Linked DNA regions of Homo sapiens: region 1 is linked to region 2. Evidence: chromatin loops called from intact Hi-C (ENCODE). Cell type or tissue: Caco-2. All regions are shown on one strand. Each heading gives the region's core, and the rest is flanking DNA. Links, peaks and the distances in the headings are about the cores only.

Evidence for each region. Peaks named below come from ENCODE experiments on the same cell type or tissue, not always from the same donor. Only the 100,000 strongest peaks of a DNase experiment are listed, where the experiment ranks them.
Region 1: a loop joins it to region 2, with 7 times the contacts of the local background. A loop is called at or near these places in 3 of 110 quality-filtered maps.

The regions. Positions count from the first base shown.
Region 1 is chr13:32,787,951-32,793,340 of GRCh38, forward strand. No RefSeq gene overlaps it. Among named protein-coding and RNA genes, the nearest start is that of LINC00423, 120 kb to the right of the region's middle. In Caco-2, for the core only: a CTCF peak has its summit at 2,948; a DNase peak (open chromatin) is centred at 2,901.
Region 2 is chr13:32,908,763-32,914,152 of GRCh38, forward strand. It overlaps LINC00423 (long intergenic non-protein coding RNA 423), which reads right to left and starts at 2,890. Exons shown (of 5, transcript NR_047020.1): 1 at 2,261-2,890; 2 at 1,875-1,958. In Caco-2, for the core only: a CTCF peak has its summit at 2,964 (motif pointing left); a DNase peak (open chromatin) is centred at 2,979.

The DNA of each region.
Region 1 (5,390 bases), core at 134-5,133, 120 kb before region 2:
TCATCTTGCCAACTGGTTTTGTTTTGATTCCTATTTATTATGTCTTAGGCTGTAATCTCATCCAGACCTGATTCTGAGACCAAGCTCTGTGTCTTCTTGCCTTACTTGCTGCTTTTGACCTCTTAAACTAGAGCTTATCATTTTAAATGGCCCAACTTGATTACACTGTAGATAAGACTAAATACTGTGACTCTGAGAAAAAATAAACTTTATTTGTGCGACAAATTATTTGCAGCTTCAGCTCTGATGAGTAATTCCCAGTCTGTGTCCCTTACTGACTTCTGGACTTTAATTATGATCTCTGGTGACTGATTATTTGTTTTACTTATTTTTATTTTTTAGAGACAGTGTCTTGTTCTGTCACCGAGACTTGAGTACAGTGATATGATCATACCTCACTGCAACCTTGAACGCCTAGGTTCAAGCGATCTTCCTGCCTCACCCTCCCGAGTAACTAGAACTTCAGGTGCATACCACCATGCCCAACTAATTTTTAAAAATATTTTTCATAGACACAGGGTCTCCCTGTGTTTCCCAGGCAGGTCTCAAACTCCTGACTTTGAGCCATCCTCCTGCCTCGGTCTCCCAAAATGCTGGGATTACAGACATGAGCCACTGTGCCTGGACTAATTACTGATTATTTGTATTTCCTGTGACTTCATCATCCTTTTCTGTTCCCACTACAGCCCTTCTACCCACCATCATCATTGTGATACATCATTTTTTCAATTACCTGGGATATAGACTATCAAGGAGTCCTGATTATTTCACTTTTTAAACCAGAAGACATTTTACTTTCCATGCTATTGCAACTGTTGAAAACAGGAGGATTTAAATAACTAGGAAACTTCAGTTAAGGGGGAGTGGGGAGAAAGCCTAAGTTTATACCACAAAGTAGGAAGAATATCCACCAAATATTTTTGGACTAAAACCAAAATAAATTGGGATAGACTTCTGAAGCTCGAGAATGAATTCTCTGAAAGCGTCACCACCCTGAAAAACACACTCGAAGATCCTCTGGTAGGTGTGACAAAGATGATTAAAGGGCTTCCACTGGGCCCAAGACACATTTTGGACACCCCTGCAGTAACTCAGTTCATTCATCTTAAGTGACAAGGGTGTGGAATTGATGAGAAATCTCATTGAAACACTGCACTTTCTGCATTCTAGCCTTCAAATCCTGAAGTGAGAAATCACCAAGGAAAATACAGCTGCACAATCCACTTGCAGGTGGAGACTGAATTCAGCTGAGAGAAACAACAGATGGGTCTCTAGAGAACCCATGACAGGCTTCACTGTCAGCCATGCCTACCTCATACTCTACAGAGGCAAGGCAAAAACTAAGGATGGGATCTGCCCCCTACTCCTCAGTGAGATTGTATCATGAAACTCAAGTTGAAGCTACCAGCTGTTTCAGGTGGCCAATCTCTTACAATGTCATGGATTTTGTAAACAGAGGGCCTAGATAGACCTGCCATCCTCAGAAGGCGACTAGTGGCAAAAAGGAATCAGCAGGGGAACTATGAATAGTTACCACAACCCAACATCTCTGCCCTCCTACAAAAGAAAAAAACAGCTATCAAAAGAATATCCCAGGAAAGACTTCAGACATTCTCCATACTCGCAAATAAATTAGAGAACTTGAATTCTGAAAAAGAGCTCAAAGAACTAATGATGAGATAAAGATGAAAACTGATTGTGCAGAAAGTCACATATCAAAGTATATAAGGGATTAAAATAAGGTAGATCTAATAGAGATGTTAAATATTGTAATTTTGAAACAATACACCTTGTCAAGAAACTGAGTCGTATGGAAATTGGCTATCAAGCCAAAAGAATCTCAAATTACAAAATTAAAAATGAATTAAAATGAAATATCTAATTACCTGGAATTTTAAAAAATATTCTCAGATCAAGGGAAAAAATGACAAATATTTAGAAAGTAGCTCTAATAAAAATACGTATTAAAGGCAGTATATAGCTATACTATATATATGGCTGAGACTGTGGCTTTGCAGCCATACTCTGGGTTTCATCCTCAGTTTTGCTGCTTACCAGTTGTGTAACCTTGAGCAAGTTGTATAACCTCTCAGAGTCTCAGTTCTGAAGGATTAAGTAAATTTAAAGAAGTACATGGCACAGAGTAAGTGCTCAAAAAATATTAGCCATTGCTAGTATTTTCCAAGATGGCCAGTGTGGCTAGAATGGAGTAAAGATGGAAGAGCTTTATATGAAGTCAGGGGCGTGGAAGCACAGATGTAGGACCTTGTGGACTATTACAAGGACTGTAAGCAAAAGCCATAGGGCTTTTGAGTGAGATGGGAAGCCACCTGAGGTTTTGAAGAGAGGAGTCATATACTCTGACTTCCATTTTAAAACGATCCTCTGGCTAGTGTGAGGGGGGAGGGCTGAGGCAGACAAGGAAGCGGTTGTGCTAATCTGGGTTATCTGTGACTGGAATGGCCTTGATGGATGGGATGGTAGTAATGGATGTAGTGAAAAGTGGTTGGGTTCTGGATATATACTAAAGGTACAGCCAACAGAATTTGCTGATATATTGGGTATGAACTGTGAGAGAAAGCACCTGGCCCAAGCACTGGAGAGAGGAGTTGCCATTAACTGAGGGATACCTGTTATTACCAGAAAACAAATCTAAACCGTAATAGGAGAATAAATAGTCTTCCCTAAATACGGTTGGACTCTGAATTCTCCAAGAAGTTATGAGCTGTACTTAACTCATAGCTGACCTCTGTGGGAATCAGCCTGCGCCTAGATCTCAGTGGGACTGGAGCCTAAGCTGGCTCCTGGGGATCTCTGTTCACCTTGTTCATGGGACGATAGCCCCCAGCCTACAGGAACCTTCAGATGATTGGACAGTGGACAGTCACGCATATCTGGCAGATGGTGCAGGAAGAAACCGCAAGGTGACACTTCTCCACTAGTAGGAGTATGGGATGAGAACTCCCTCTTGTGAGATCACCATTCAAGTTGGAGAATACTGAACCTTGATTCTGGGGATCAGCTGGCTTCAAGCTTTCAGAGGGGCTAGGAGCTGTCCTTGGTGAATATGGAGAGGAACAAACTGAGTAAAGGCAAATGTCAGAGGAAAGAATTTGTCAAATGAAATTATGTTCATTGTGTAATCTCACCTTATTACTACCTCATTCAAACTGATATATTTGATGTGATTGGATTTGTTTGGGCATATTGGTGGAGAAACTAGATTCCCTGTACTTATTGACACAAGGCAGAATTGGAGCCACAGAGACACTGACGTTAGTGTTTTTGGTATTTAGTGACTTGTGAAATCACAGGTGACTTCTGATAGTGCAGACTTAGGGCACTATTGGGGTGGGGGAAAAGAAGGCAGAAGCCAGACTGCAGTGGGGTGAGCAAATGTGAGTTCAGGAAGTGGAGATAGTGGAGGCTGATTTGGAGAAGTCTGGATGAGGAGGAACAAGGAGATGCCTTTTTTTTTTTTTTTTAAGGATAAACTATACTTGAACATTTTTTCCCATTAAACATACATGTATTGGGGTACCTGCCCACAGCCTTTTTAATCTGCTGTGGCACATTGCCTCTACTGAGTTGCATGATCTTGTCTTCCCTCTGATCCTACCTCACAGAGAAGAGTAGCCCGTTCACAATGACCTATGTATTGTGTGACCTGTTTGTATTTTCTTGTAGGAATTTGAATTAAAAGACACAGACAAGTTTCCAGTGAGTCATGGAGAGTAAATAAAAAATCCACGGGCTACTCTGGGCCATATGTGAGAGGAATTTAAGGGAAAGCCTGCTGCAGGACAAAGGTGGGTGAGCAGATGTGTGGAAAGAAGAAGAGAAGTCCCTAGAGATTACGTGAGAAAGAGGTGGCCTCGATCTGAATCCACCCCTGCACCTTCTGAGCACTGTGGCCTTGCAGTAACCACCTCCCCACTTCCTGTTATTCAAACTGGTTTGAAGGGATTTCACTTTCTCCCAGATGAAAGGACCCTGACTGGAGCAGTCTTGCTCGGACCTCTTCATCTTCAGCCCCTGTTTGTTCAGATGTGTTGTACAGATAAATACCAGAGTGTGTGAAGATGCTGTCTTACCAGGTTATTCTTTTCTCTTTTTAGAGACAAGGTCTTGCTCTGTCACCCAGGCTGGAGTGCAGAGGCGCGATCACAGCTCAGTGCAGCCTTGCACTCCCGGGCTCAAGCAATCCTCCCACCTCCATCTCCCAAGTAGCTGGGACTACAGGTGTGTGCCACCACACCTGGCTAATTTTTCAGTACTTTTTGTAGAGACTAGGTCTCACTATGTTGCCCAGGCTGTTCTCGAACTCCTGGACTCAAGCAGTCCTGCCTCAGCTTCCCAAAGTGTTGGGATTACAGGTGTGAGCCACCCTCCCTGACCTCCACCAAGCTATTGTTCTCCCGCTCACAGCTGTCTACTACACAATGAAGTATAAAATCAACAAGCCTTTCACAGCCTGCCAGAATATGGCTTCATCCTACTTTCCAAACTTTTTCATGGTATTTTCTGTTAACTTTACTTCTGCCAGACTGACTGTACCTGTCGTTCAACACACTGTATATCTACACCCTTAGTCCTGGCTTACATCATTCTGCTTGTCAGTGATCTAGACCCTTTGTATTCAAAGTGTGGGTCAAGCAGCAGGATGGGCATCACCTGGGAGCTTGTTAAGAATGCAGAATCTCACAGCCCACCCCAGACCTCCTGAGAATCTGCTTTTCAGTAAGATCCCTGGATAATTGAAATTCACCTTAAAACTTGAGAAGCATTGGTCTCTGCTGCCTGTGCAAATATCCCTTCTGCTTTAAGTCCTAGCCTAGGGGTTGTTTGTCCCATTATATTTTTTTCTGACCATATAGTGATAGTGGTTCGCTTCAACCGGAATTCCTATAGCACCATGAGAAACGAATAGTAATAGTTTAATTGAGTACTTGCTGTGAACTGATCACTAGAGTAAGCATTTTATATGTGTCGCTTAATTACTCTTTACAACAATCCTATGAGGTATGTTTATCACCATTTTACGGATAAAGGAACCAAGACTTGGAGAGTAACTTGCCATGTTCACACGGCTTGGGTCAGAGCCAGAATTTGGATTTAGATCTTTCTGATTCTTGAGCCCACAAAGCATACATATCTTTATAGTAACAAGACTGAGAAAACCAGTCACACTAGAGCATATGACTCTAAATGAATACCTCAGAGTATTAACTGTAATGACTTGTCATTATCATCTTGCTAACTTACAGCTATGAAATTATCTGTAGAGGAAATTAACAATCCATTAAAGAAACTCTGATTACTTTATGGCCAACCCATGCATAGCCTATGCCACTTCTTAGTTTTAGTGTTTTCACCATTTTGAGGTGGAG
Region 2 (5,390 bases), core at 273-5,272:
TGGGAATATACAAAACGATGTTTGAGTATCTTGCCTCTGCCTTCTAGGAGTTCAACTTAAGCCATCTTACTTCTTCCCTCCCTCAAACGTTTTTAACAGGCAGAAAAATGAACATAAGAGGAATTCTTCAATAATTTAAGAGACAGGCCAGAACAAAGGCTCCTCCAAAGAATGAATGTTTAATGGCATGTTTCCAGAATGTAGGCTGCAGGAGAATGTGCACCCGGGGTGGGAGTAGATCAAAGGAAGGAGGTTAAATTATGGTTTATTTCTCATCCTTTTGTAGAACTCTTTCTGCAAGACATAGTTTCTTGGAGGATGTACCAGTTATCAATTGCTGTATAACAAGCCACCCTAAAACTGAGTGGCTTAAAAAGCACAGTGATTTATTATCTCTAAGGATCCTTGGGCTGGAAATCTGGGTGGTTCTGTTACTTGTCTTGCCTGGGCTCACTTACTGGCTGTCGTCACCTGGGAGTTTGGGGCTGAGGGTCTAAGATGGTATCACTTACTGTCAGCAGATGGTGCTGACTGTGAGATGGGGTGTCTCTGTTCTTTTTCACACAGTCTCTTATCTTCCAATAGACCAGAATGGACTTCTTCACAGCATGGTGGTCTCAGGGTCCTAAGACCTAGCCTCTAGAACTTGCATGGTGCTACTTCTGCTACATTCTATTGGTCCAAGTGGGTTTCAAGGACCTTCCAGATTCAAGAGGTGGAGAAATAGACTCCATCTTTTAATGGAAGGATCAAAGGGACATAGACCCAGAAAGCCATGATTCACTGTCATTATTATAACAATCTGTCACAACAGAACAGGGGTCAGATGAATGGGGATGAGGGGAGGGCTAGAAGATGGGGGGACAATAATCTAAGAACTGAAGACAGAGACTTCCTTTAGAATCTTTGTTCCTGTCTGCAATTATAGGATTTTCATGTGTCAGCAAAGGATAGGTTGTCTCTAGTTATTTGTTTCTGGGGAAATAGGCTCAAAGGGATGTATTAGTGAAGGAAAAATAATCAATGCTAGCAATTTTATTAATGTTTGGCACTTGGGGAAAATATGTAAAATGGAAAAGCAGAACAAATAAGAATACCAAAGAGATGTGGGGAGGTTATGTACCCAGATGCAAGTACACTAAAACAGAAGATTTTATCAGGAAATTATATATACATTATATGCTATATGTATATATTTAGCATACACATGAAATTCTTTCTTCTATAAGATAAAGTCAACTTAGGGTTGAAGCTTTTAAAGGTGGTTTTCCTTTTTATAGCCCTGCAATTTAGGCAGGCCATCACAGGGCAAAAGACATGTGGGTCCTTTTATTCAAGTCTCTTAGAGTCACATTCATGAATTTCTTATACATAGTCAGGAAACATGTAACCCTTTATTAAAGGAATTTAACCTAAAATCCACTATAAACTCGTTTTTTTAAACGTGACTTTTAGAAAAAATTCTCGTAGCACATTGTATACCTTTCTCATCAATCTTAAACTTTTCCTTATTCATTTTCTCTGAATCTAAAATCAATAGTCTTTCCAAGCAGTTTCTGTCTTAGCAGCTACTATCATTTGTCTGTTGAAGCCACAAGAATACTTCAGTCTTCCTTCCGAGGTTAGTGGACTTCATTAAAGAAATAGCTTTAGTTTTCTTTCCAGCATGCCATGTCTCTATTTTCTTTATCATGCGGAAGTGAAAAAATGTCAAATAAAAGAGGAAAGAAGTCACAGAGATCATAGTTGTGTCTTTATCCACTGCTAGTTGACCCTTGAATTTATTTTTGCAGAACTTCCTCATCTTTTCCTCCTTTTAATTGATTTCTCTAACCAGAGCTAGTATGAGTCTGAATGAAACATAGGCAGCTTACATTTTCTCCATCCGTCATAATCGATAACCACTTCCTTATAAGCTGTCGTAACTTCAGGCTTCTATGGCAACTTTCTTGGTGGACCTACAAGAATTTTTAACAGTTTGAAAACCAATCTTAAAGGTTAGAAAGGGTGACTCACACCACTTTTATTGTATAAATGCCTTCTTTATTCCTTGAGCCAGGACAACTCAAGTAAATCAGGAAATAGGCAAGAAAACAAAAATCACTCATTTGGAGATGATTACTCTGAAATATATGTCTTAACTATGCCCCACACTGAGACATCTTTTTGAAAAGTGTTCTAGTTAGTTCTAAATGAACTTACCTAATTCTCTTTCCTCCACAGCCCTCAGATAACACAAGCAATGGCCCTTCTCACTCACCAACTCAAGCAACGGTGCATCTCCACCTGGTATTGTGGTGTGGCAGGTCTATGTGGCAAGGGTTTTGTCTCCGTACTCTGGGTGAAGGTGTTGAAGATGATCCTGAGGCCTCAGTTCTCTGGAGGGAGTCTTGCGGGTAGTTAACTTCTGCTGAATCTCAGTATAGCAGTGCAAGGTCAAAACCCAAAATGCGCTCAATCTTGAGTTGTTGAAGTTGGATGAAAAGTGAAGTCATTATTGGGCATGACATCTGGTGTTTCAGTCCCAAGGCCACAAGCAGAATGTTACAATCTCTGAAGCTTAATGATTTTGCATTTCATGTAGCAGCTTAAGTTTTTCACAGCCTGAACTCAATTAATTTTCACAGCCCACTGTGGAGGTGGAGAGGGAAGTGCCATATATTTTTGCAGTAGGTGTGATAACCTGTCATTGATCACTCATTTGATGAACACCAAAACTTTGCCTGCACTTCTGGGAGGACAAAGAAGCCTCCTAACTGTCTGGTCTGTGGATCAGGTGCCGCAGGTCCTCTGCTCTAGACTATCAATCTTTTCAGCTGGTCATTTGGAGGGCATTACAGGGCAAACCATGCGCAGTTGAGACCAATTGCCTGTGCCCATGGGCAGAACTGTCTGTTGATGGGCAGAAAGGACAGCTCTAGATAACAAGCATGTGAACAACACCCCCTGGTGTTGGTGAGGATGGATCAGCAGGCATAGACATAAACTGCTGTCAGGGCTGTAACAGGAGCAGGCTTTCCTACCAACAGTGCTCAGGCAATGGAGTATCAGTGTGGTGATATATCATTATTCTAATTGGCTGTTTGGGTTTCATTGTATGGGTATGCTATAATTTATTTAATCAACATTTAAGTTGTTTCCAATTTTTCACCATTACAAAAATGCTTAATGACCAGACTTGTATATCTTTCTCTGTCACCTTGACCCATTATGGCTTCGGGGGAAAAAAAATCCCACGAATGGAATTGTTGATTCAAACTTTAAAATACTAATACATAGGGTCAAGTGACCATCTAAAAAGTTGTGTGCTAAGATTATAAATCAATTACCTAAGTTTTATTTCAGTACTTTAATAAAAATGTATATTTTTATGTCTAGGTATTTGCTCCTTCTGAAGCTTAATTTGGGCATAGAGATTTGTTATTTCTATTTTTTCCAAATGATTAGTCAGTTTATCCAACCCATTTTGTTGATAGTCCACCTTGATCATATATCAAGTTCTCACACACACATGAGTCTGTTTCTGAATTATGGATTCTGTGCTATTGGGCTTTCTGTTATTATATAATGGTTTAATGTTTATACTTGTATGCTTATAATATCCAATAGGACAAATGCTCTCTCATTAATTTGCCTGGCTATTTATGCATGCTTATTCATTCAGAAGAAATTTGAAATAAATTTTTTTCCATAACAAAGAAAAAAGTCCCAAATGATTTTTGATTTGGATTTGCATTAAATTTAGTTTTATTTCAAAGAATTGTTATTTTTACAATATATAGTACATGTTAAAAAAGAGGATGTAGTTTTCCCTGCAGTCAAACATCTTATGTTTCTCAATAGAATTTTCTTATTTTCTTCACATGTCATGCACATGACTTATTAAACTGTATTCCTAGCAGTTATATATATATAAAACTATATATTATATTTATACATATGTGTTATAAATGTATTCCTAGGAGTTATGCATATATATAAAATACAGTTACACACATATAGCTCTATATAGATAATATTTACAGATAGATAACATATATAGTAATATATAGATAATATTTACAGATAGATAACATATATAGTAATATATGTTATATATTTATATATGTTATAGCTGTATTCCTGTATATATGTTATAACAACTGTACATATGTTATAACTATATTCCTAGGAGTTATATATAATATATAAACTATTATACATAAAATATATATGTAGCTCTATATATAGAAATATATATATATAAAACTATATGTAATATATATAACTCCTAGGAGTACAGTTATAACATATATATAATATTTATATGTATAAGTTATACATATATTACATATATTATCTATTTGGTAGAGATGGGGTTGCCCAGGCTGGTCTCAAATTCCTGAGCTCAAGCAGTTCTCCTACTTTGGCCTCCTAAAGTGTTGGGATTACAGGCATGAGGCACCATGCCTGGCCTGGAATTTTATATTTTTTGATTTTATAATTCAAGGGATTCCCCCACTCCCAGTTATAGGTCTCTAGCCTGCTCCACTGGAGTCGGCTAATCTGCTTGGCCCCTGGTTGTGCAGTCATCCGGGAGCTCCACTCAGGACTTTGAACTGACACCTGCAAGGGTCGGCGGAGTGAAGAGGCTGGGCCAGGCCCTCTGCCTTCTCCTCTTCCTCCTTCAGTCCTCATCCACCTCTGGTTCCAGTGTGTGGAGCAGGCTCTGTTGTCCTAGTAAATAAAGAAGAATCAACCAACTTCACAAAACCCCCCAGAAGTGACCAGCCATAAAAATATAAGCTTATTCCAAATACCTGGGACCCTGTACCTGGAGTCGTCTGCCACAGGGCAGGTCAGATGTCCCATGGCCGAGGGCTCAGGAGCTGTGGCTGGCGGCTGGTAGCAGCACTGGCTTCTTACCTTGGCCGTGGCCCTAAGTTCCCACATGTGGGAAGTCAGCCTAGTGTGCCATGTGGGAAGTGTCCAGGTTCTTCCTGGGGACACTCTTCTGCCTACATATGTAAAGAGACAGATTTCTGGGGTGAGAAAGGCAGCTCCAGCTTTTAGAGGAGCCAGGAAATCTCCCCAAGGCTCTGACCTGAAGAAAGAACACTCTCTAGAGAACAAGGGAGCTCAATCTTTTTTTAGTTCTGATTTCTATCTCCGTCATTAAAAATCAAGCTTTAAAAATAAGACCCTATCCATTATGTTTTAATAATCATCACTCGGGCTTAAAGTGACTAATAATAAAAGGTTTTTGTTTAAATATTAAACACTAATGGTTTTGTTCTGCTCTTGAGAACTGGAGGCAGACAGTTGAAAATGGGTTCACAGTGTGCCCTGGCCCTGGGGTCTGGGCTGATGACTAAGGTGACCCCTGGGAAATGGCACCTGTAATCGGAGGC